4 separate regions of the Homo sapiens genome follow, and all the other regions are linked to region 3. The links are chromatin contacts, found by Hi-C or POLR2A ChIA-PET in ENCODE. All regions are on one chromosome and are shown on one strand. Each heading gives the region's core, a stretch centred on a gene start or an enhancer-like site at or near the end of the contact. The rest is flanking DNA. Distances are from core to core; before and after follow the strand shown.

Region 1 (5,375 bases), core at 1,364-3,863, 1.0 Mb before region 3:
GAAATGGGTTAAAATTGTCCTGGGCTGGGTGCAGTGGCTCACGCCTATAATCCCAGCACTTTGGGAGGCCGAGGCTGGTGGTTCGCTGGAGCTCAGGAATTCAGTACCAGCCTGGGCAACATGGTGAAACCCCATCTCTACATATATATATATATATATATATATATATATATATATATATATATATATATATATATATATATATATACATATATATACTTATATATTTATATATATAAATATAAATATATATAAATATAAATATATATAAATATAAATATATATATAAATAAATTATTCAGGCGTGGTGATGTGTGCCTGTGGTCCTAGCTACTCAGGAGGCTGAGGTGGGAAGATCACTTGAGCCTGGGAGACAGAGGTTATAGTGGGCCAAAATCATACCACTGCACTCCAGCCTGGGTGACGGAGTGAGACCCTGTCTCAAAAAAAAAAAAAAAAAAAAAATCCCTTGGGGCATACACTGACAGACTGATCCACTTAAATTCAGGTTTCTTTGAAGAAATAGCTCCTGAGGTCTATATATGAAATTTGTTTTGACTCCGGGAGGATTTCTTCTAGTTTTCTTTAACTAGTTTTCTCAGATAAGGTAGCAGCCTCCTACAGTTTAGCCTGTATCTCCTATGAATCTACCAGTCTCCTCCTAATTGCCTTTTATCCCAACTTCTACTGTTTCTGAAAACACCATTAGGCTTGAACTCATCCACTGTCTGTTGCAAATAAAGTCAGTTCCTTTGGGAAGAAACCTGGAGCTTTCTGTTTTCTACCTGTTTCCTACACCACTACCCTCAGACAAAAATCTCTCAGTCAGCTCTGGAAGTGGGCACAGTGGTCTGCTTTCCTCTAACATTTGCTGAAGGGTGGGCAGAATAGTAGCCTCAGGTATTCTTGGCTTGCCTCTCCTGATGGCTTGGCCCGGCCAGCTGCATTGGTGATCACGACCCTAGTGTTGGTGTTGCTGTGGTCAAGTTTCCATCCTATGAGTGGGGCTGGGCACAAGAAGAGAGCCTCCACATCTGTTGCACTTGTTTGGAACTTAGCATTTGTCACAGGTGACTGCCATCAGGGTGAGACACACCGATGTGCTTTTCCCAGGAAGAAAGCCTGCTGACTGATGGCTGAGGGGAGAAGGGAAGCCGTGTCTTGACTGTACCAGTCTAGAGTGGAGTTTCTGTCTCATTAAGCTGGGAGGAGAGAAGGAGAGTAGGTCTTGGTTTAAGTATCACCAACTCTTGCTGTTCTTACTGAGTTTTAGCAAATATTCTTGAATAAACTTTTTTTCATTTGCTGTATGCCCTTAGGAGTATTTCCAGAGACTTTATTTATTTTTTTGAGACAGGGTCTGGCTCTGTCGCCCAGGCTGGAGTGCAGTGACACGATCTCAGCTCACTGCAACCTCCGCCTCCTGAGTTCAAGCGATCCTCCTGGCCTCAGCCTCCTAAGTAGCTGGATTAAAGGTGTGCGTCACCACACCCAGCTACTTTTTTTTTTTATTTTTAGTAGAAATGGGATTTTGCCATGTTGGCCAGGCTGATGTCAAACTCCTGACCTCAAGTGATCCGCCTGCCTCGGCCTCCCAAAGTGCTGGGATTACAGGTGTGGGGCCCTGCTGCCAGCCAGAGAGTTTAAATGATTATTTTAAAAATGATCTTCACCAGTTTTGCCAGGGAGCAGGTCCACGCAGCTCCTCATGCTGTCATTCCGACAGTGAAACAGTTATTTCTTAAAGCAAAACCAGTGTTGAAATGTAAGGTAGCAATGTCAGCGCAGAACAAGAAGAGTATAGTTTTAAAAATCAATGAAGGACATTAGGCATTCGGGGGTCCCTATTTGCTTTTGATTTGTCAAAAGTTTGTTCTGAGAAGCATGATTGACACACTGCAGTTCTCCTGAGTGGGCATTATAGGGTGGGCTGGTAAGTGTCATGAGGCAATGTTGAAAGAGCTCTGGGATATTATTTCCGATGTACAAAGAAGACTTAAGGAAAATGAAAGCTATCAGCAGACATAAGTCTATATAAGGAAGACTTAACTTTGGTCTGTAGAACAGACCTATGAAATATAGAGTATATATTTTGTGTGTATATATACCTAGAGAAAGAGCGTGTGTATGTATATGTATATGTGTGTATGTGTGTGTGCATGTGTATATATATATATACACGCATATGTATGTGTGTGTATATAGAGAGAAATAGGGAGTCAGGCCAGGGAGGAGAGAGAAAATAAATATATTTTGGCACAGCAATAGGAAGATTCTCAGAGGTGCCCGTGAGGATAGATGGCCATTTCTGGAGGCACTGCCTCTATTCCCAGTGCTGGCTGAGTTCTGCTGAAGCGGGCTTGAAAGATTGTTTCCTGATTACCATGGGGTGACACATCTACTGTGATTTTAGACAACATCAGTGGTTACTGGCTGCATCAGAATGATTAAAATATGCTGATTCTCCTGCCTTCCCTTCTGATCTTCTGATTGATTAGGTGTGGTGGAGCCAGGGCCTCTACATTTTTATAGGTCCCTTCAGGTTATGCTGCCAGTTTGAGATCTACTGCCTTACTTGATCTTGATAGTGCCTTCAAATGAGTCATTTCCTGTGGAGACAAAGTTAATTTTTGCTCAGTTTTGCCTCTCAACACCTCCCTCCCCCAGTCTTTGTTAACTTCCCTCTGCACCCCTCCCCCACCCCAGGGCAGGTGCATTTTGAGAGAAATGCCCTATTGTCTGTCATATTGGCTAAAAAATGTTAAGAGTTGATTATGTTCAGTAGTGTTGAAGACATTCATTTGAAGAGTTGTTTGGCAGTATCAGTGATGGTTTAAACTGTTTATACCTTTTATCCTATCAATATCCACTGTTATAGATTTCTGCTGTAGGTCCATTCTTTTGGGGACTGTTTGGCATTTTATTTGTTTTGATCTATGTTCATGTATTATTTTTATTAAATACATTTTTTAAGTCTGGTTAGGTTTCTTTTTTATTGTGTTCGCTTGTTTGATGCCTCAGTATTAAAAGTGTGTCTTTTTCTGGCCAGGAAGAGCAAGGGGTTCTCTGAGAATAATCAGGCTTTGAGAATATTGAAATATTCAGGACCTAGATATTTATACTCTATTTTAGTCAATAATCTTAAGGGATGGGAAAAATAAAATTATTGATTAAAAGCAGCTTAATGCTCATGACTAGAAGCTACAGCCTGGTTAACAGTGGCTCCCTTTCATAAAGGCTGATCAAGAACTATGCCAGCATCTCTCATGAGATGAGAAATCTCATGGTGCTACCCTCAGAAATCGTGTCCTTAACACTTTCACTGGACAGCAGCATATCATGTCCTTTGTTGCTTTCGTCAATTAAAAAATCCTTAAGCCAATTTAGTGATTCTTTTGTTTACTCCTCTTTATGGTTGTATATTGCTGTTTATGTCAGTACCAGATGTAACAAATTTGTTGTCACCAAGAGGTAGATGAAATGTAAGTGTGTATGTGTATTATAAGTTGTTTTAAAATAAACTTAGGTTTGGAGCAGTGACAAAAACTTAAGCAAAAGAAGCTGAGAGGATAGTAAGTAAAAGCAATGAAGAAGGAAATTTGAATTGAATGTGGTAAATGGAGTTGAGAGAAATGCATTTGTTCTGGGTATACATAATGCATTATTGCTTCTTTGTTTCCTGTCCACATTTCCTCATGAACTTTCTGGCCTTCCCTTTTTTGTTAGCTTCCTTCTTCTTCAACGTGGGGCCAGCAGTCCAATACAACAGCATGTCAGTCCCAGGCCACGCTGTCGTTGGCTGAAATCCAAAAACTAGAGGAAGAACGAGAACGGCAGCTTCGAGAAGAGGTAAAATTTTAAAGTAAAAGGGATCTAGTCAAGCGATGTTCCAGAATATCTAGCATGCATTATGGGTTAGTGGTTACTGAGGACAATTACTGTCAGAATTGTTGTGTGTCTGAATTGGACGTTCATTATTAAACTTCAGCCCATAATTTGGTTACCCTAGCAAATGTGAAGGATCTCATAGGTATAACATGAAGATTGAGTAACATAACTGTTCAGTTTTCTTAAACATTTTACTGTAGTTCTTGAGAAGACCTCATAAATAAAACTACACGGGTTGTTCAAAATTGTGGGTGAGTTGTGTGCAGATAATCTTTTATAAGTCTGATGTCTAGAAAGCAGAATATGTTTTTCTCTAAAGACACTGGGTTCCCTGACTAGTCTAGAAAAATGTGACAGAAATAAAGTACCTCTGCTTTTAAGTGTATATCCTGTAGTTCATCATTAGGGTAGGAAGGATACAAAAGAGTATAAAAGGGAAGGGGAATAACACAGCTTTTGACAGAGAGGAGAAAATGAATAATTTTCATAGTTTGGTTCAGTATGCCATTCGGTGCTCATTCATTCATTCATTCATTCATTCATTCAACACATGTTTACTGAGTACCTACTCACTTAAGGTCTGGGGATATAGCTGAGTCTAAAACAGGCAAGATTTTCTGCATTCATGAAGCTGACCCTCTGATTGAGAAGAGAAAAGTAGAAAATGAAGCGTATGAGAGGTTGATAAGTGTCAGAGAGGTAACAAGGGAAGGTGGGTAGGGAGAGTGTTGGGAGTCAGGGATAATGATGGTGTGGTGGATTGTCCAAATTTAGGTAGTGTGTTCTGAGAAGGCCTCTGAAAAGGTGACATAATATAGCAGAGTCTTGAAGATGCTTTATGTGGATATGATTTGAGGTAGAGCAGTCAATTTGTTAGAGAATGTAAGTTGTCATTTTTGGATCTGGGTCATGTGGTTCACTGAAATTAGGAGGGCTTTGGATACACAAGGAGAAATAGAAATTGTCTATATGTGTTTACCAGGTAGTGTGCTTGAAGTCATCCAGTAAGATAAGATGTTTCTTCACACTTGAAGATGACCTTATTTCCCACCTTTATTTAAGAAAAAAAAAAAAAAGAATTGAACTTTCTCTGGAATCATCTTTCTCTAAAAGGTTATCAACAAATGGATGCAGAACAGAGTATGTCTCTCCCTTCAAAGCTAGAAATTATTCCACTAATTTTGGTCCCTACTGAATGAGAAGATAATAATAGTGGTAATGACAAGGAATCACAGGTCTTCTCCTGTCTACCAGAAGTTAATAATTATTTCATTCGTGTTTTCTTTTTCTTTTTTTTCTTTTAGAGACTGAGGCTCGCTCTGTCACCCAGGCAGGAGTGCAGTGGCGCGATCTCGGCTCACTGCAGCCTCCACCTCCTGAGTTCAAGTGATTCTCCTGCCTCAGCCTCCCGAGTAGCTGGGATTACAGGCACTTGCCACCACCACCAGCTATTTTTTTTTTTTTTTTTTTTTTTAAGTATTTTTAGT
Region 2 (5,492 bases), core at 243-2,742, 1.2 Mb before region 3:
TTGATTGTTTGTTTGTTTATTTGTTTTTTTCGAGACGGATTTTCACTCTTGTTGCCCAGGCTGGCGTGCAGTGGCGCGATCTTGGCTCACCGCAATCTCAGCATCCCGGGTTCAAGCGATTCTCCTGCCTCAGCTACCCAAGTAGCTGGGATTACAGGCATGCGCCACCACGCTCGGCTAATTTTGTATTTTTAGTAGAGACGGGGTTTCTCCATGTTGGTCAGGCTGGTCTCAAACTCCCAACCTCAGGTGATCCGCCGCCTCGGCCTCCCAAAGTGCTGGGATTACAGGCGTGAGCCACTGCCCGGCCGAGAATTGGAGGTTTTTGTTTTTGTTTTAGACGGAGTCTTGCTCTGTCGCCAGGCTGGAGTGCAGTGGCGCGATATCGGCTCACTGCAACGTCTGCCTCCCCAGTTCAAGCGATTCTCCTGCCTCAGCCTCCCGACTAGCTGCGACTGCAGGTGCGTGCCACCACGCCCGGCTACATTTTTTTTTGTATTTTTAGTAGAGACGGGATTTCACCGTGTTAGCCAGGATGGTCTGGTCTCGATCTCCTGACCTCGTGATCCGCCCACCTCCGCCTCCCAAAGTGCTGAGATTACAGGTGTGAGCCACTGCGCCCGGCATGAGAATTGGAGTTTTTAACATTCCATTTTAAGATGGGAGACACAAGTAATCTTTAAAGCTGACAGGAAGGATCCTGTAGGAAGGAAGAAGTTGGAGACACAGGCAAGAATGGGATGCCTAAGGATAGAGTTGCTAGATTTAGCAAACACAGGACGCCCAATTAAATTTGAATTTCAGAAAAACAACGAACAATTTTTCAGTGTGTGCCCCAAATATTGCTGGGTGTCTTGTATTTTATCTGTCAATTCCAAAATAGTTCATCTCTAGGTAAAAGGGTTATAGCCCCAGATGTCCTAGGAAGGAATCAGAGCTCTCAAGTCCTTTCCAGCTGTCCCAGTACAACACTCTGAAATGAATTCCCAGTTCTACCAGAACTGTTAACAAGTAGAGAAACTGCTTTGAATTTCAGCTTTTGCGGCTTTCCCATTCGCTCTAGGATGGCAACTGCGAAGAAAAATGCCGGACTAAAAGCTGTGGAAAAGTTCTAATTTGGAAAACCAGCCCGCAAGTGATGCAGAGGCTTTTGAACTGCAAAAGAGCTCTGGGCGTACAGGACAGTGAGTCACACGGTGCCTGGTCCGGGCCCAACCCTGGACACCAACACCACTCAACTCAAGGGCAGGTACCCGGCTGCTGCCAAGGGGTCAGCGGGAGCCTGCGCACTGCCACGGCCCCGCCCTCTTCCAACCTTTCATCCGGGTCTCGGGCAGGGGCGTGTCTGGGCAGAGGGGCGGGTGGTGGCGGAAAGGAAGGATGTCGTGGGAGACTGGAGAGTGGGGAGGGAAGCGGGAAGGGGCGGGGGCGGAGCAGGGGGCGTGGCGGAGCGGGAGCGCGGTCACGTGACGTGCGTGGCGACGTGTCGGCCATCTTGTGTTGTTGAGGCTGAGGACTGACTGGGGTTCTGAGACTCCCTGTCCCGGACCGCAGGTAACCAGCCGTTCCGTGTCGCTCCCCTGCCCGGCTCTGCTCCGCGCCCCGGCCCCGCCGCCGCGTCCCGGGCCGCCTGTGTCTCCGGTCCGCGTTCGCGCCCCTGCTCCTCCTGCCCGAGCTGGCCCGGCCGCATGGACACCCACAGGCCGCTCCGGCCGGCTTGGGCCGTCAGGCGACGGGACAGGTCAGGTGCAGGGCCGGAGGGAGCCTCCTCCTGGGCGAGGGGCGCTGAGGGCCCTGGCGCGTCACGGCCGCGAGGAGCCGAGAAGCCCCTAGGCCAGGGCCTCTTGGCATTGCGAGGGGAGCCGAACAAGGCAGGAGGGTTGTGGGGTGGGCAGTGTCAGGCCGGCTTGCTCGGAGCTGGAGGGCTCGCCTTCCTCTGCTTGCTTCTCCGCGCCAGACACCCGCCCAGTCTCGGGGTGGCCCGGTAACAGCTGCTGCGGCCAGACAGCTGCTCCTGCCGGCTCTCCTGTCCACACCTGGTCCCTGGGAGGTGCGCTCCTGCCTTCCCCACAGAGCATCTGGACGGAGGAGACTCCTTCCGTGGCGAGAGTACTGGGTCTGGACCAGGCCTGAGGCGAGGTGCAGCCACCATGATCGGAACCTTGGGACCGAGGCTGGGAAACTAGAGCCCATGGCAGCCTTGGGGACCCAAATGTTCACATCAGGTTGAAATGGGCATTATCCTTAAGTGTCAGTTTCCAAAAGCACTCTGAATACTTGTTTTGCGACTGAAACATAAATCAAGCGAACAGGGAATGGGGGCATGAAAGAAGCGGAGCGTATGACCGTGTTTGGGAAGCAATAACGTTGTTTTGCAGTTAATTATTTAGTACTGTGTTTTTTATTTTGTTGTTTTCGTTTTCCTGCAAGTCAAAGCACTTAAACACACGTAGTCTCTCTGTAAGAAAGGTAAGTATTCCAGTTTAACTTGCAAGAAATTGAGTATGGGGCTAGAAGCTGTGAACAGCTTCCTTTCTAGAGCTACATACATTGAATTAAGGCAGTTTTGATTCCCAATGTTGTGCCTGGGGAAGGTATTCTTTCTTTATATAGTATGTCCTTTTTAGAATCAAATGACTTCCTAGATTAGAAAAAAAAATTCTGTCATTCTTTCTGTACATTAATTTTGCTCCTTCTAATATTTGTAGCTTTGGCCTTATTTTGTCCATTTTGCCTAGAACACAAATACTTTCTCTTATTCATTGATGGTTTTACGTGTTTTACTAGTTGGTGTAGCAGTTTCTGATGTGCTCAAACTGGAATATGTACTTGGCTTTTACATCAGATGTTGACAACAGAAGAGGACACTAGAAAAGTATTTAAAAGTGGCACGTAACTGGAAAAATGTCACATGATGTTTCTTTCGAAATTTAACATCAAGGAATACACTGGTGATGGTAGTGCTTCACCAGAAAGGAGAGGGCTTCATGACTTTTTGGTACCTGACAGCATTTGAGACTCTTGAGGTTTGGGAGGGAGAAGGAACCATGTGCTTCCATTCATTTGTTTATTCATTCATACATTCATTTATTTGACAGATACCCTGTTGAGCACTTACTACACTGTTAAGTACTGGGAGCAAAACAGACCAAACAATTCCTGTCTGTATGGAATTCATTTCTAGACAGATAAATAGGTAAAATACTTGATGTAGTGGTAAGCGATGTGAAAGAAAAAAATGAGTCAGGGAGATAGAATAATAGGGGTTTGGGGAGGGGTTAATTTTAAGTGCCCTGAGAAGGCCTCATGGAGAAGCTAACACTGGAGGAAAAACCCAACAGAGGTGAAGGTGCTGTTTCTTTAGCTATACTGGGGTAAAAGTGCTCTAGGCTAGGGAGCAGCAAGAGCAAAGACCCGGAGACAAAAGCTTAGGAGCGATTCAGGAGTAGACTGGGAAAAGCATGGAGGCTAGCCTAGGCTGAGAGGCTAGGGTGAGTGGGAGACTGGTGGGAGATGTGTGTACTTACTGTTTGGTACTAAGATGAGATGGATTATTTGCTATCCTGAATTCTTTTTTCTTATCTCTTGTGATTCTTGGAAAGGGAAATCAGATTCTGGAAATTTGGGCCAGCAGCCAGCCTCCCCAACCCCCTTAACTCCCATCCCCATCCGCTAATTTGGAAAAATTTAGGATGCTCAGTATTTCAGGAAATTATAATGAATTATCTTTCTCAAAAGTAAACGTTTTAAAATGAGATTGATGATAAACTGCTTGAAAGTACTTTTCAAAAGCAATTGCTTTACAAGAAGGAGGCTCTTTGGAGATTTCAGGATATTTGAAAATGTAGGGAAATTAGAAATTTTCCTTTCACATTTAGACACATGATTAAGGAACATACCAGGAAGAAAGGTGGAAACAATGTATTAACTCAAATTATCCTTAATCTGGTTAGTAAAGAATTTTTCTTAATACTGTGCTGTCCAGCCCGGAGACTCTTCCTCTAATTCATGTGTATATCCTTCACATTTTACACGTGTAGAACTTTTTGTGCTGAGTTTTTTATTCCTCCACTTTTACCTTTCAGACTAGTTGTCTAGTCTGATACTTAATAGACATATTTTTTTGCAAAAAACATTTTCTGATTTCCTTCCAGTTTATCTCCATATTCTTTTTACTGAGCTTTCATAAATGTCCTCTTTCATTTTAGTTCAGCTGAGGAATTTTAATATTTTGGTTTTGAAATGCTTTTGCTGGTGAGATGCATATGTGAAAAACACTTTGGAGTAGGTTTGCCTCAAAATCATGAGAAGATGGAAATTACAAGGTCAGTGTGTGAATGCAACTCCTTGGCTAAAAGGGAGGCATAGTGATGGTAGTGATGAGGTAGTGTTTTAACTAATTGCCTTTCTTCCTCTTGTTTTTCTATTGTGTTTTTGAAATGACATTTCCAAATTATGTCTTTGATGTCATATCAGCTCATTTGTTTTCATGACTCTGCATTTTAATACTCCATATTGTCTCTTCTCTTTTTGTTGACCTTCACATTGGAAGATGACACTGTTGATAGTGATTGCTATCTGGGAGAACCTTTTTGGGTAAAAAGATTACTACTGTCGCTTTTATGATTGCCCTTCTGTAGGATCTTTGACTTGTGCCATTTTCAAATTTTGACTTTGTTTGCAGTTCTCCATTAGCTCCTGCTGATTAAATTTCCCATACTTTCTGTTTTATTCTATTTCTTATAGATTATAGTGGGACCAGTCTCATTAGGTTGAATCTACAGCCTATGTTGGTGTTAACCCAGGTCTCTTAGAGGCAAGTTAAATGTCCATTTTCCTTCAGTTTAAATTACCATGGCATATTGTTTGGTCATTGTTGTAACAGTCTGAACTCAAGCTTTTTTTCACTGCTTGATTCCCACTAGGGTTTTGTGGTGATAAAGTCCTATGGTTTTTGCATGGGAGAGTATTTAAGAATAAAAGGAAAAATATATAAAATGAAAAAGAAATAGAAGTTTAAAATAAGATAAAAAAGTCCTAGAGTTTCCATTCATTTTTAATACTTTGAAAAATTACATCTCTTTAAAACTAGAGATTTTTATTTCATGTATAAACTTGCTTATAGTTAGCATTGCAGTGTTTCTTGACCAAATATTGTTTTTACATTTTATTCATGCTCTCAGATGAATGAGAAATATACTAAATTAATTATGTAGGAATGTAAAGTGATACCTTTATTGAATTGCCTATAGTTTTGTGTGAGGTTGAAAGCAGAAAGAGGTTTGAAAAACAAAGAATGTTCTCTTAATTGACCAAACTTCATTTTATAAAGGTATTTCAAAGTATTACATACTTCCCTACTTTAAGTAAATAAGGAACACAATTTTATATTTTCTTGTTAACTATGGGGTTTCATTAAGCTTAATTATTATTATTATTTGAGATGGAATCTCACTGTGTTGCTCAGGCTACAGTGCAGCGGCCTGATCTTG
Region 3 (5,622 bases), core at 1,073-3,572:
TTCTGTAAGGACCCAAACAAAGTGAGTGCCTCGCTGGGCTGGCACGTGACCTTGGGGAGGGTTACCCAACTGGCCCAGCCTCTGCACATGTATTATCAGAGCCCCTCAGCCTGTGACACAGGAAACACAGGGTGATGAAAAAGGCCAAATATTACACAGTGACTCCTTGCACTTGACAAGCTACAGAAGAAATGCTTCTAAATCCTTAAAAACAGAAAGAGTATAATCATGAGAAAAAGTGCCCCGTGGTGGCCTCTGCGTAAGCTCAGAGGTTGGGCATACCCACACCTTTATTCATATGAATACTCCTCCACAGCAAGGTTATTTGGCAATAAAATTTGACACTAAATACCTGGATCTCTCCTTCGTTTCTTTCCTTTATTAGTCTTCCACCCCAAATTCTCAATCCTGAAGAAAAGAAACAAAAATGACCATTTACATAATCCTGAACGCTGAACTTCTGCTCAATCTGTGTTCACCAGATGCCAAAGTGACAGGCAAAAAAAAGGTACAATATTAAAACCAAGCCAGGTTTCTGATACCCTGCGATTGTTCCTCTTTGTAAAGTTTCAGGTTTTTAAGGCAAATTCGTCATTCATGGAAATCTCTCCTACCTACTAGAAAACGGCTCATCAAATTACATCATTAGCCCAAAAAGTTAAATGAAAACAAGGAACATATGACAGCGACTGTCCTTAAAATATATAGAGGGCAATCTATATACCATATAGAGGGAGTAAGCACTTTTCGCAGGCAATCTCTACATCCCATATACTGAATGAATGCTTTCTAAGGGCAATCTACATGTTATACAGAGACCAAAGGGTAGCAGACCTGCCACTGGAATATTTTAGTTTCTGCCTGTGTAAACTTTTCACCCAAGATGTGTCTGGATTGGCTATAAAGGCAGAAAGGTAGGATTTCTTTTAACTCAAGGAGCAGATCTTGTGAACCTTCTGTGTCCGTTTAATGCAACATAGAACTTGCTCTGAGGTTTGTTTTCATTAAGTGATACTGAGTTAGTTATAAAGCTATATGGGAGGAATTGACCCCAGCCAGTGCAAAGTGTCACCAGCTATTTACCAAAAAGAATCCACAAGATTTCAGTCCGTTTACATTAACTATTAAACGGAATGCCTTCTCCTCCCTATTCAAGTACTTGGAGCCTCAAGGAAGACAGTTACTACTCCAAGTTAAACAGGGCAAACAATAGTCAATGTGAGTATTCACAGTGCGGGGCGGGGTACTGTTCACAGTTTCATAGGGATTGTACGTGACTGTTACAACACCCACGCCCAGGAGACATTATTGTCATCATCCTTCCCATTTCACAGATGAAGACACTGAGACCAGTCCAGCTAAGCAACTGCCCCACGCTGCCATGGTGGGGAGGTGGCCAGCGGGGATGCCAACCCGGTAAGCCGGAGGCATGTGAGCCAGGAGGCACCTATGTCTCTTCAGGAATTGTTCTAATAAGTAATTCAAGTAATTTACAGGTTTAAGGGCACCAATGTTTTGGTTCCTATTAGTTAGGTGAACAATGTTTACTTCTTAAGAGAGCAGGGACAGCATTTCAACTACTCCATTCACACTCTTCACCCGAATACTCAGAAGGTGGGGAAGACCCTTACCCTGTGGCGTCTCGTAGGTCAGCGTGGCCATTTGCACCACCGGGGTGTCCTCGAAGGGCTGGTTGTACTGCGGAGGAGGAAGGGGCTTCCTGTCAGGTTCCAGGGCCACGAGGGGCCCCAGACCCGGGAGGAGGCGGCGCCAGCCCGTGAGAGGCCGTTAGTCTGGCCTGGGGCGCCCCAAACGCGGTCTCTGCAGCGGAGCCCCCAACTCCGCCTCTCTCGTCCCACTCAGGAGCACCCCCAGCCCCACCAAACCCTCCTCTCTGCACCCGAGCCCCAGGCCTGCTTCCCCACTCCCCGTTCCGGAGGCCCCAGTCTTTCCTCCCCGTCCCCGCACCGAAGCCTTCGGCGCTGCCTCCTTTTTCCCTCTCCGGAGCCCCCAGCTCCGCCTCCACCTTCTCTCCGCATCCAAGCCCCAGTCCCGCTTCCCCAACCCCCGCTCCGAGTCCTCAGAGCCCCTTCCCTTCCCGTCCTACGTCCCCTCCCAGCCTCACTCCGACACGCAGGCCTCCCCTCCCGGCGGACCGGCGGGGGCCGCACCTTCTCTATCAGCCGCTGCATGCGCCTCTGGAAGCGGCGGCGACTGGCCCTGAGCTTCTGCAGCAGCTGGTCGTCTTCCACGTCCTCGCCCTCCATGGCGCGCAGCGTACCCAGCATCGGACCCAGCCAGTACCCAAGCGCCAACCCGGACTGCAGGGCCTCGCGCGCCACAAACTCAAATAGGAGACTCCGCCCTCCCTGCCTTCCTCTCGGTTTTCTATTGGCTAGAGCGGAGAAGCCGGGCACTGATTGGGCCTTTCAAACAAATTTGCGTCCCACCTTCCGGCCAATCCACTCCCGAGTTTCCAGCCACGCCCCAATGTCCGGCGGAAGGGAGGGAGGGTCTCCGGCCGCCACGGCCGGTGGTAGTTGTACAAACAGCTGTGTGCTTATTCATCAGCGGTGCTGTGCGAGATCCGGTGGGATGCGTGTCATCTCCCGCGCTGTGCACCGGAGATAAGTGCGGCCTGGAGATTTCTGCGTGACTTGCTCTGGGTGTCGCCGCTGGGCGAGGTCCGCCTTCCTCACCCCTCCGCCTGGGATCCCGGCGCAGTTTCCAGGGCAGGGGCCTAAGAAAGACAACCCCAAATTACCAACCCAAAAGGAGGCAGGATAGCGAATATTCATCTAGAAGGAAAAAATAAGTCTCAACGAATGACACATTTAAAGATGCTGACAAATGCGATACACATCACAAAATCCAGGAAAATACTTCTATTAACCCAGCTTTTTCCCTATGTATTTCTGATTGCATATTCTGCTTCTTCATTGATATTAATCTTGTAATATTTTCTCCAGAGAGAAGAGCAAGATAAATCAGTCTTTAGTATGGTTGATGGAATTTATGATTGACATCTTAGGAAAGTTTCATTCAGCTTCATCACTTAACCACATTTGTGTGCTTGTGCTGATATGATTACCATAGTATGTGATTGAAAATAAAAGCATTACTGAGCACCAGGAGGTCCCTTAGAGGGGGCTCTTCACCTCCTTTCAGCCTGCACGGCAATTCTATCATGATGTCCTGCGGAAATTTAGGTGGGAGTGGGTGGAGGGTAAGAACTTCAGGGCTCATGTAGTGTGTGTGTCCACAAAACGTGTTGCGTTGTGCTGGACACAGAGATGTGCTGGCCTGATTCCCCTTAAGATGCCACAGCTGCTAGGAGGGCAGTTGGCAGGGGCCTTCAGTTGTCAGCCTATTCTGGGATGATTCAGTTGCAGAGAACTCCCTCACCCAAGGTCCTGCTGCCCCAGGGTGGCCCAGCACCAGTGACTGATCCAGGTGGGAACAGGAAGGCTGTATCATTTCAGTCTGATGGAAGAAAACCCTGGGCCACTTTATCTTCCGAGCTCTCAATTCCACGGAATTGGATGGGGTAACCTACCAATCCTGTTTCTTTCCTTCCCTTCCTCCCTATATAAACATCCTCTCTGAGTCTTCTCCAGTTGCAGGATCTACACATTTAACTTGTACCTTTTCCAATTTTCACAAACAGACCGAGGTGTCTTCCTCCTCCTTCCTTAGGAGTGTTCAGAAACTTAACATGCTCTTCCTTGGACTCTGTGCTTCCCACACATAATTTACTTTTCAAACATCTAACTGGGCCCATTTAGAGACTTGAGACCTTGAATAAGATTTTCTTTTTTCTTTTTGAGTTTTGGATGATTGACTCTTCCATTGTTACCAGATAGAGTTGTCCAGGTTCTTGGTGTGTTGAACAAAGAATTGAACAAAACACACAAAGTAACAAAGGAATGAAGCAACGAAAAACAAAGCAACAGGAGAACGGAGTAAGGAAAGCACAGATTCATTGAAGACAATTCACAGAGTGCGAGCGGACTGGAGCCCGCAGCTCAAGAGCCTCTTCAATTAGGGTTTTTATAAAGCCAAAAGAACTTGGCAACACCCCTGGGTACCCTTTAGAGGCCTCCAATTGGTTACACCCTATGAAGGATTGGCCTGTGACCAATCAGAGCCTAAAGTGGAAACTTGGCCTGCAGTCATTCAGGGGCTGAAGTGGAAACTTCTTTCTTGTTATCACGGGAGTGAAGATGTAGCCTATGTCCTGCCCAATCTTGCTTAAAACTGGCTGCACCTGCTGTTCTCTTGCTTATGCGAACTGGCTGCATCTGCTGTTCCTTTGCTTATGCCTCAACCCTTTGCTACCCCAGTTCCCTATTCTCCTGCCTCACCATGACTCTCTAACAAGCACGATAGTACCAGTTTTCAAAACTGGCGTCTCCCAGGGCTTATTCTCTATTCCTGGGAAACCATTCCAAGATTTCCTTTGCTGGCTTCACTGACAATCCAAGCATCTGCCTCTGTCCTAGGAGTTTGGGGGCAGCTTCAGTGGAAAGATTTCTCAATCTCAAGTTCAAGTCTTTAATTGAAGTCCAAAACATACTTGCTTTAGCCAAACTCCTTCTGAGCCAGCCAAAGTCCATGCATTAACCCTTATTGTTCTGGCCTGGTGGTCTTCCAGTCGTCTCTGACTGGCTTTCCCCATCCCATGGTCTAAAGTGGTGCTCCAGCTAAAGAAAGAAGAACCCTGTATCATGCTTCTCATGTGATGCTGTAGCAGGACAAGCCGCAGACAAAACCCCTCAGACACCGAGTTAAAGAAGGAAGGGCTTTATTCAGCTGGGAGCTTCGGCAAGACTCACGTCTCCAACAACCGAGCTCTCCCGAGTGAGCAATTCCTGTCCCTTTTAAGGGCTCACAACTCTAAGGAGGTCCATGTGAGAGGGTCGTGATCGATTGAGCAAGCAGGGGGTAAGTGACTGGGGGCTGCATGCATCAGTAATTAGAATGGAACAGAACGGGACAGGGATTTTCACAGTGCTTTTCTATACAATGTCTGTAATCTATAGATAACATAACCGAGTAGGTCAGGGGTCGATCTTTAACTACCAGGCCCAGGGTGTGGCGCCAGGCTGTCTGCTTGTGGATTTCATTCCTGCCTTTTAGTTTTTACTTCTTTCTTTAGAGGCAGAAATTGAGCATAAGGCAATATGAGGAGTGGTCTCCTCCCTTAATGCCATTCTCTGTAACACCTCACCCTACCACCCTTGGCAGCCTAACCATATTACTCCAGACCTGCTAAGCAAACTCCTTTGCCACCACTTTCCACTCCCACATAACAGGGAAGGATCACAAGTCAGCTCCTTCCCCAGCAGCAGGTTTCTGGGTGCAGCATCTTGGAATCTCACAGGGTTTCCAGAGATGACGGCGGGTGGCTCCGGCTGCCCCTGCACAGTGCCCTCTACTGGCCGGGCTGGGATTTCCAACCCTCCAAGTGCTGTTTAAATGCCTAGGAAATAGTTCTCTTTAAAGTTATATTACGGCTGCTCTTATAAAATGTGCCTGAATTTTGCTTCAAATAAAAGAGATGGAGACTTATTCTGCATGGAGTTGTCATGTAAATATGTTTCTGTTGGAAAGGTGTGGAAA
Region 4 (5,589 bases), core at 2,766-5,265, 1.6 Mb after region 3:
AGAGAATCTGTTTTCTTCCATTTTCCAGTTTGTAGAGGCAGCCCACATTCCCTGGCTGGTGGCCCCCTCCTGCATCTTCAAAGTCAGCCCAGCGGCATCTTCCAATCTCTCTCTCTCCCTTGCCTTCCTCTCCTCTCTCTCTCTCTTACACCTGTCATCATATCTCCTCTGATTCTGACCCTCCTGCCTTCCTCGTATAAGGCCTCCTGTGATTACACTGGGCCCACTCAGATAATCTGGGATAATATCTTCATCTCAAGGTCCTTAATTTAATCAGACCTGTAAAGTCCTTTGCCACTTAGACTAACATATCTACTTGTTTCAGGGATTAGGATGTGGGCATCTTAGGGGACCATTATTCTTTCTACTGTGGCAAGGAAGGGGGACATGAAGTGTTGGGGAACAGGGATGCCATTTTAGAGAAGATGTTAGGGAAAGTCGCATTGAGAAGGTGGCTTTGGAGCAAATACATAAGGAAACAAAAGTCCTGGTGAAGGGGTCAGGGAGACAGAGAAGCAGATGACAAGGGTGGGGGTGTGATGGGTATATTTAGGGGGCAACAAGGAGGCCAGTGTGGCCGAAGAGGAGAGAACAGGCTAGAAGTAGAGATGCTGTGGCGAGAGAGACAGTCATAGGCTGAATTATGTCCCCAAAATTCATATATTAAAGTCCTAACTCCCAGTACCCCAGAATATGACTATATTCAGAAATTGGACCTTGAAAGAGATGACTAAGCTAAGACGATGTCATTAGGAAGGGGTCTAATCCAATATGAATGGAGTTCTTCTAAGAAGGGGAGATGGGGACACAGACACACAGAGGAAAGACCCTGTGAGAACACAGTGAGAAGGCAGCATCCACAAGCCAAGGGGAAACCAACCCTGCAACAGCTTGATCTTGGCTCTTTGAGCCTCCTGCATTTTGAGAAAATGGATTTCTGTTAAAGCCATGCAGCCTGTGGAAGTTTTTTTTGTGTGTTTGTTTTGTTTTGTTTTTTTGAGAAGGAGTCTCCCTCTGTCACCCAGGCTGGAGTGCAGTGGCACGATCTTGGCTCACTGCAAGCTCCACCTCCACCTCTCGGGTTCACGCCATTCTCCTGCCTCAGCCTACCGAGTAGCTGGGACTACAGGCACCCGCCACTGCACCCGGCTGATTTTTTTGTATTTTTAGTAGAGACGGGGTTTCACCATGTTAGCCAGGATGATCTCGATCTCCTGACCTCGTGATCCGCCTGCCTCGGCCTCCCGAAGTGCTGGGATTACAGGCGTAAGACACCACGCCCGGCCTTTTTTTTTTTGAGATGGTCTTGCTCTGTCCTCCAGGCTAGAGTGCCGTGGTATGATCACAGCTTACTGCAACCTTGACCTCCTGGGCTCAAGCCATCCTCCCTGCACAGCCTCCGGAGTAGCTGGGACTAGAGGCTCACACCACTGTGCCTGGCTAATTGTTGTATTTTTTGTAGAGATGGGGTTTCACCATGTTGCCCAGGCTGGTCTCGAACTCCTGGGCTCAAGCAATCCTCCCAAAGTGTTGGATTATAGGCATGAGGCATCATGCCAGGCCTGTGGAAGGTTTTTATGGCAGCCCTTGCTGGGTAACACAGGTACACAGGTAGAGACACCAGGCGCCTTTGCTCTGGACTATATTCTCAAGGATGTTTGCAGAGCAAACAGCCTTGGAAGACAGAGATAATGTTTTCTGCCACAGTCAAGGGTAGACATGCTTACTGTCCATGATAAAAACAGTGTCTCCCTCTGGAGTGAAGGGCAGACACACTTACTGCCCGTATGAAAGATCTGAGCTCTCTAAGCTAAGGGTTAAAAACTTATAAAACTCGTATAGGGCAGCTGACTCCAAGTACAGGCTTCACCTGGGCCTCATGTTGCCCGTGGGAATTGGGTCTCAGTAAACTGGTGCATGAAAATGCTGATATTCCAGCTAATGCTACTATTATGAATAACAAAGTCCTTTGTTTCTGATCTGGGAGTCTCATGTCTTCTGCCAGCATCCATGAATTGTGGCAGGCTAACTTGTTAGCTTACAAGTAGGGGAATAGCTCAGCCCCTGAGCAGCTCTTGATAAGAGCTCATGCCTGTGGGGCGAGGCCAGATGGGAGTCATTGGAGGGTTTTGAGAAAAGGCATGACAAGTCCGGACGTAGGTTTTGTAAGTTTCACCAGGTAGGAAGCAGTGAGCTATTACAATTGTTAGATCTAGTGATGGTCCAGCTAGATGATCCTGACTTCAGCCGAGTGGTGAGAAGTCGTGGGATTCTGGATCCTCTGAAGGTGGAGCTGACACCATTTGGGATATGAGAGAATGATAAGCAAAAAGGACAGCACTGAATTTTTCGCCTAAGCAAATGGTGGCCTGGAGTTGCCGATGACTGGGATGGAGAAGATTTTTAGGAGATGTAGCCGGAAGGGATGGCAGGAGTTCAGCTGGCGACATGCTGGACTTAAACACCAGCTAGGCTTCAGGAAATGTTGAGGATGCAGGTGGATGTGAATTTGTTATTCAGGGGTGAGGTCACAGCTGGAGATACATATGAGCTTCATTAACCTGTGTATGATATTCAAAGCCATAAGACAGGGGCGATCACAGCAAATAGCAAAGAAAAGAGGCCTAACCATAAGCCCTGGGGCCCTCCATATTTAGAGGTTAGGGGAGTAGAAGAAAACCACAAAAGGGACAGTGAAGCCAGAAACACAGCAGGAAGCCCTGGTGAGCACTGGGAGAAGGGGTTTCCAGGAGCGCAAGTGATCAGCTGCTGCTGATAGGTCAGGTTTGGTGAGGCCACATGCCTGCCTCTTGGTTACTAGAGTTACTTATGCGTGGACAGCCCGAGGCATGGAGTGATGACCTGTGCCTAAGTGTCAAGGAGAAGACAAGCAGGTCCGGAATGGTAAAAATGTCAGCACATCTTTGGGAAGTTGTGGAGCCCAGCCAGTAAGCCAACACGGCTGGATACCAGGGTGCTTAGGCCATAGCAAACTGCATGTGAGCCGGTGAAGGCTCAGCAGGCTTTAAACGGGGATGCCGGCCCGGCTGGCTGAGTTTCAGAAAGACCACGCCGATGGCTGGGGGCAGGGACTCAGCCAGTGTCCTCAATCCAGGACCTTGTGGGACCGCCCGGCAGCCAGTGCTTCCGCAAATCTGAAGGGTCCCATTTGCCTCAAAGCGGCGAGACGAGCCTTCCAAGCGCTGCTGCAGTGCGGTCCCAGCTCCGCGGGGGGTCCCCGGGGATGACCTAAATCGGGGATTGCGGTGGGACAGACGGTCCAGGGGCTAAGGAACCCCGTGGAGCAGGCAGCGGCGCTCAGGAGGCAGCAGCTTGAGATCCACGGCTCGATTTTTAAAAATTGTAAGGGAGAAGGATGCCTCGAAAGCCTCTGTGGTATTTTGTCGCATCTCGCACCCCTGTCTAAACTTCAGTCCACTCGTGGAGTGTGGACCCCCACGCCGCATGGGCTCAGGAGGCGCTTCGCCTTTGGAAAGAAATCGCATGTATTAAGGGAAAGCACGTGTGCTACTTTGAGAAAGGAGGCAGAAAGTTACCAAACGCGGGAAGGGGAGGCTCGCCAACCAAGCGAGGCCGTGGGACACTGGCGAGTCGCAGAGGCTCCTGGAGCCAGCCGCTTGGAAACAAACAACAACGCGGCGGGCGAACTCCCGGGCAGCCTCCCCCGTGCCGGGGCGCGGGGGCCGCCGCGAGAACCCGGGCAGGAGCTGGCAGGCGCGGGGCCTGGCCGGCGGGAGGGTCCCGCACCCCGGCCCAGTGTGAACACCCCGCGCACCCCCCTGGCCCGGCCCGCCGGGGGCGCGGACTACAAGTCCCAGGAAGCCCAGAGGCAGGCGCGGGGCGGGGCCTGGCGCAATTCCCCGGGATCCGGCGCGCTGGGAAGCGCCGAGGAGGACGCAGCGCCGGCGGCCGGAGGGCGGCAAGCGCGCGGGCAGGCGGGGCGCGGGCGCGGGCGCGGGCGAGGGCGAAGGCGGGGGCGGGGCCGACGTGGGCCGGAGCCCTGCGTGCCAGGGAGGGGGCCGGCCGGGCAGGCGGCGGGCGGCGCTCGGAGCGGGCTCCGCGGCTTGCAAGGCGCCTGCGACTCGGTCCCAGGTCGGCGGGCGGCGCACGGCGGGCTCGCGCGGGGGCCCCGGCGCGCCGGGCGGCGCAGTACGCAGCGCGCGGACCCACGCCACGGCCAGGAGCCCAGAGCAGCGCGGCCACACTGCCCAGGGGTCGGCCCTCGGCCCCGGCGCTCGGAGCGCGGCGGCTGCCTGGGCTTTAATGGCTGCTCCGCGGAGCAGCGCCTAGGGCTGGAAGGCGGCTGCGGCTCAGGAAGTCACCCGAGCAAGCCTCCTTCGGGGCCGGCCGCACCCGCCGCGGCGCGCTCCATGGGGGCGCGCTCCCCCCGGGCGGCCCGCTGACCCGGGACGCCGGGGCCCGCTCGCTCGCCGGCCGCGCGTCCCGGCCATGAACTGAGCCCGCGGGCCAGCCCCGCGCCTGCTCCGCCCGCGCCTTTCTTCTCGCGCCTCCTCCGCCCGCCGCCGGCGGGCCCGGCTCCCCGGGGGCTGCGGCGCCCCGGGCTCGGCGGCCCGCGGGCCCCGGGGCGCGGGGCGGCGGCGGCGGGGGGCGCGCGGCTCCGGGCGCGGCGCCTGCACCATGAACTACCAGCAGCAGCTGGCCAACTCGGCTGCCATCCGGGCCGAGATCCAGCGCTTCGAGTCGGTCCACCCCAACATCTACTCCATCTACGAGCTGCTGGAGCGCGTGGAGGAGCCGGTGCTGCAGAACCAGATCCGGGAGCACGTCATCGCCATCGAAGGTGAGGGCCGGGCCGCCTTGGGGCCTCGGGAAGGCACGGACGCCCGCGGCGCGGCGGGGGTGTGCGCTGTGTGCGTGCGGGTGTCCACACACGCCGGCCGGGGCACGCGGCTGCTCCGCCGAGGGAGCACTGCGGCGCTGCTTGTCTTGCAAGGCCGGGCGAGCGTCGCCTGCGCCCCGCCGCGCCGCGAGCTCCGCCAGGAAGATAGATCGTCAGCGTTAATTTGATCGTGGACAATAGAGTCTCTCCTGCGGGAAAGTGGCTCGGTGCCTCCGCGTCCTGGGCTGCCGGAGCGTCCCGGCCCAGCAGACGCCTGGGGGCAGCCGGCGGGGTCGGCGCCACCCGACCCCTGACAGGTTACCAGGCCAGGCCTGGGCGTCTTGCTGGACGTTGAAGACGTGTTCTGAGAAGTGCTGCCGCTGGGGGCGAGGCCCGGGCCGGCGTGTTTGGGCGGTGCAGGGCTGCCCTCCTTAGTGTGTTTGCTTAATTCAGGGGTGCAGTTGAACTTAGTGGATGCCGAGAGCCAGCCCTAGCCGCGGGAGCATCGTGTCCAGGTGCCCCTGTGCAAACGCTGGAACCGGTAGTGTGCTTTGTACCAACCAAAAGTCCGGGGTTGGATTAGAGGAAGAACCCTACCAGGAGGGCAGGGCGTCCTCCAGCGGAAGGGTCTCGCTTTCATATGTCTGCAGTTGGAGGCCACTGAAGTGGAGGGTGCTGTGGTTTTAAGAGGGGCAGGATGCTTGGGCAGAATCCCCACCCGCTTCCCT

Evidence for each region. A loop is a pair of places that touch in the nucleus more often than their neighbours do. ChIA-PET counts read pairs that join two places held with the same protein, here RNA polymerase II (POLR2A). Pooled maps may share reads with other maps.
Region 1: a pooled map shows a loop between it and region 3 (5-fold over the local background). The contact joins the enhancer-like site here to the promoter of HJURP in region 3. A Hi-C loop is called at or near these places in 2 of 50 pooled maps. POLR2A ChIA-PET finds 5 or more read pairs at or near these places in 2 of 52 experiments (OCI-LY7 and WTC11).
Region 2: a map of CD4-positive, alpha-beta T cell shows a loop between it and region 3 (7-fold over the local background). The contact joins the promoter of GIGYF2 here to the promoter of HJURP in region 3. A Hi-C loop is called at or near these places in 1 of 168 maps with a recorded cell type or tissue (CD4-positive, alpha-beta T cell), 2 of 37 single-sample maps with no recorded cell type and 13 of 50 pooled maps. POLR2A ChIA-PET finds 5 or more read pairs at or near these places in 1 of 52 experiments (activated CD4-positive, alpha-beta T cell).
Region 4: a map of posterior vena cava shows a loop between it and region 3 (16-fold over the local background). The contact joins the promoter of AGAP1 here to the promoter of HJURP in region 3. A Hi-C loop is called at or near these places in 1 of 168 maps with a recorded cell type or tissue (posterior vena cava). POLR2A ChIA-PET finds 5 or more read pairs at or near these places in 1 of 52 experiments (PC-3).

What each region holds. Positions count from the first base shown.
Region 1 is chr2:232,836,123-232,841,497 of GRCh38, forward strand. GIGYF2 (GRB10 interacting GYF protein 2) reads left to right here. Exons shown (of 29, transcript NM_001103146.3): 23 at 3,727-3,849. Among named protein-coding and RNA genes, the nearest start is that of SNORC, 31 kb to the right of the region's middle. Within about 2 kb of position 2,614, at least 16 of the 41 ENCODE cell types and tissues checked have a DNase peak (open chromatin) inside an H3K27ac peak, as active enhancers do; they include OCI-LY7, where a contact is called at or near this core.
Region 2 is chr2:232,695,839-232,701,330 of GRCh38, forward strand. It overlaps GIGYF2 (GRB10 interacting GYF protein 2), which reads left to right and starts at 1,493. Exons shown (of 29, transcript NM_001103146.3): 1 at 1,493-1,554. RefSeq lists enhancers at 1,300-1,996, 1,997-2,691 and silencers at 1,346-1,435, 1,466-1,795.
Region 3 is chr2:233,852,213-233,857,834 of GRCh38, forward strand. HJURP (Holliday junction recognition protein) reads right to left here and starts at 2,323. Exons shown (of 9, transcript NM_018410.5): 1 at 2,172-2,323; 2 at 1,632-1,698; 3 at 353-408. The coding sequence starts at 2,288. RefSeq lists an enhancer at 2,205-3,197 and a silencer at 2,265-2,524.
Region 4 is chr2:235,490,028-235,495,616 of GRCh38, forward strand. AGAP1 (ArfGAP with GTPase domain, ankyrin repeat and PH domain 1) reads left to right here and starts at 4,016. Exons shown (of 18, transcript NM_001037131.3): 1 at 4,016-4,822. The coding sequence starts at 4,660. RefSeq lists an enhancer at 5,270-5,589.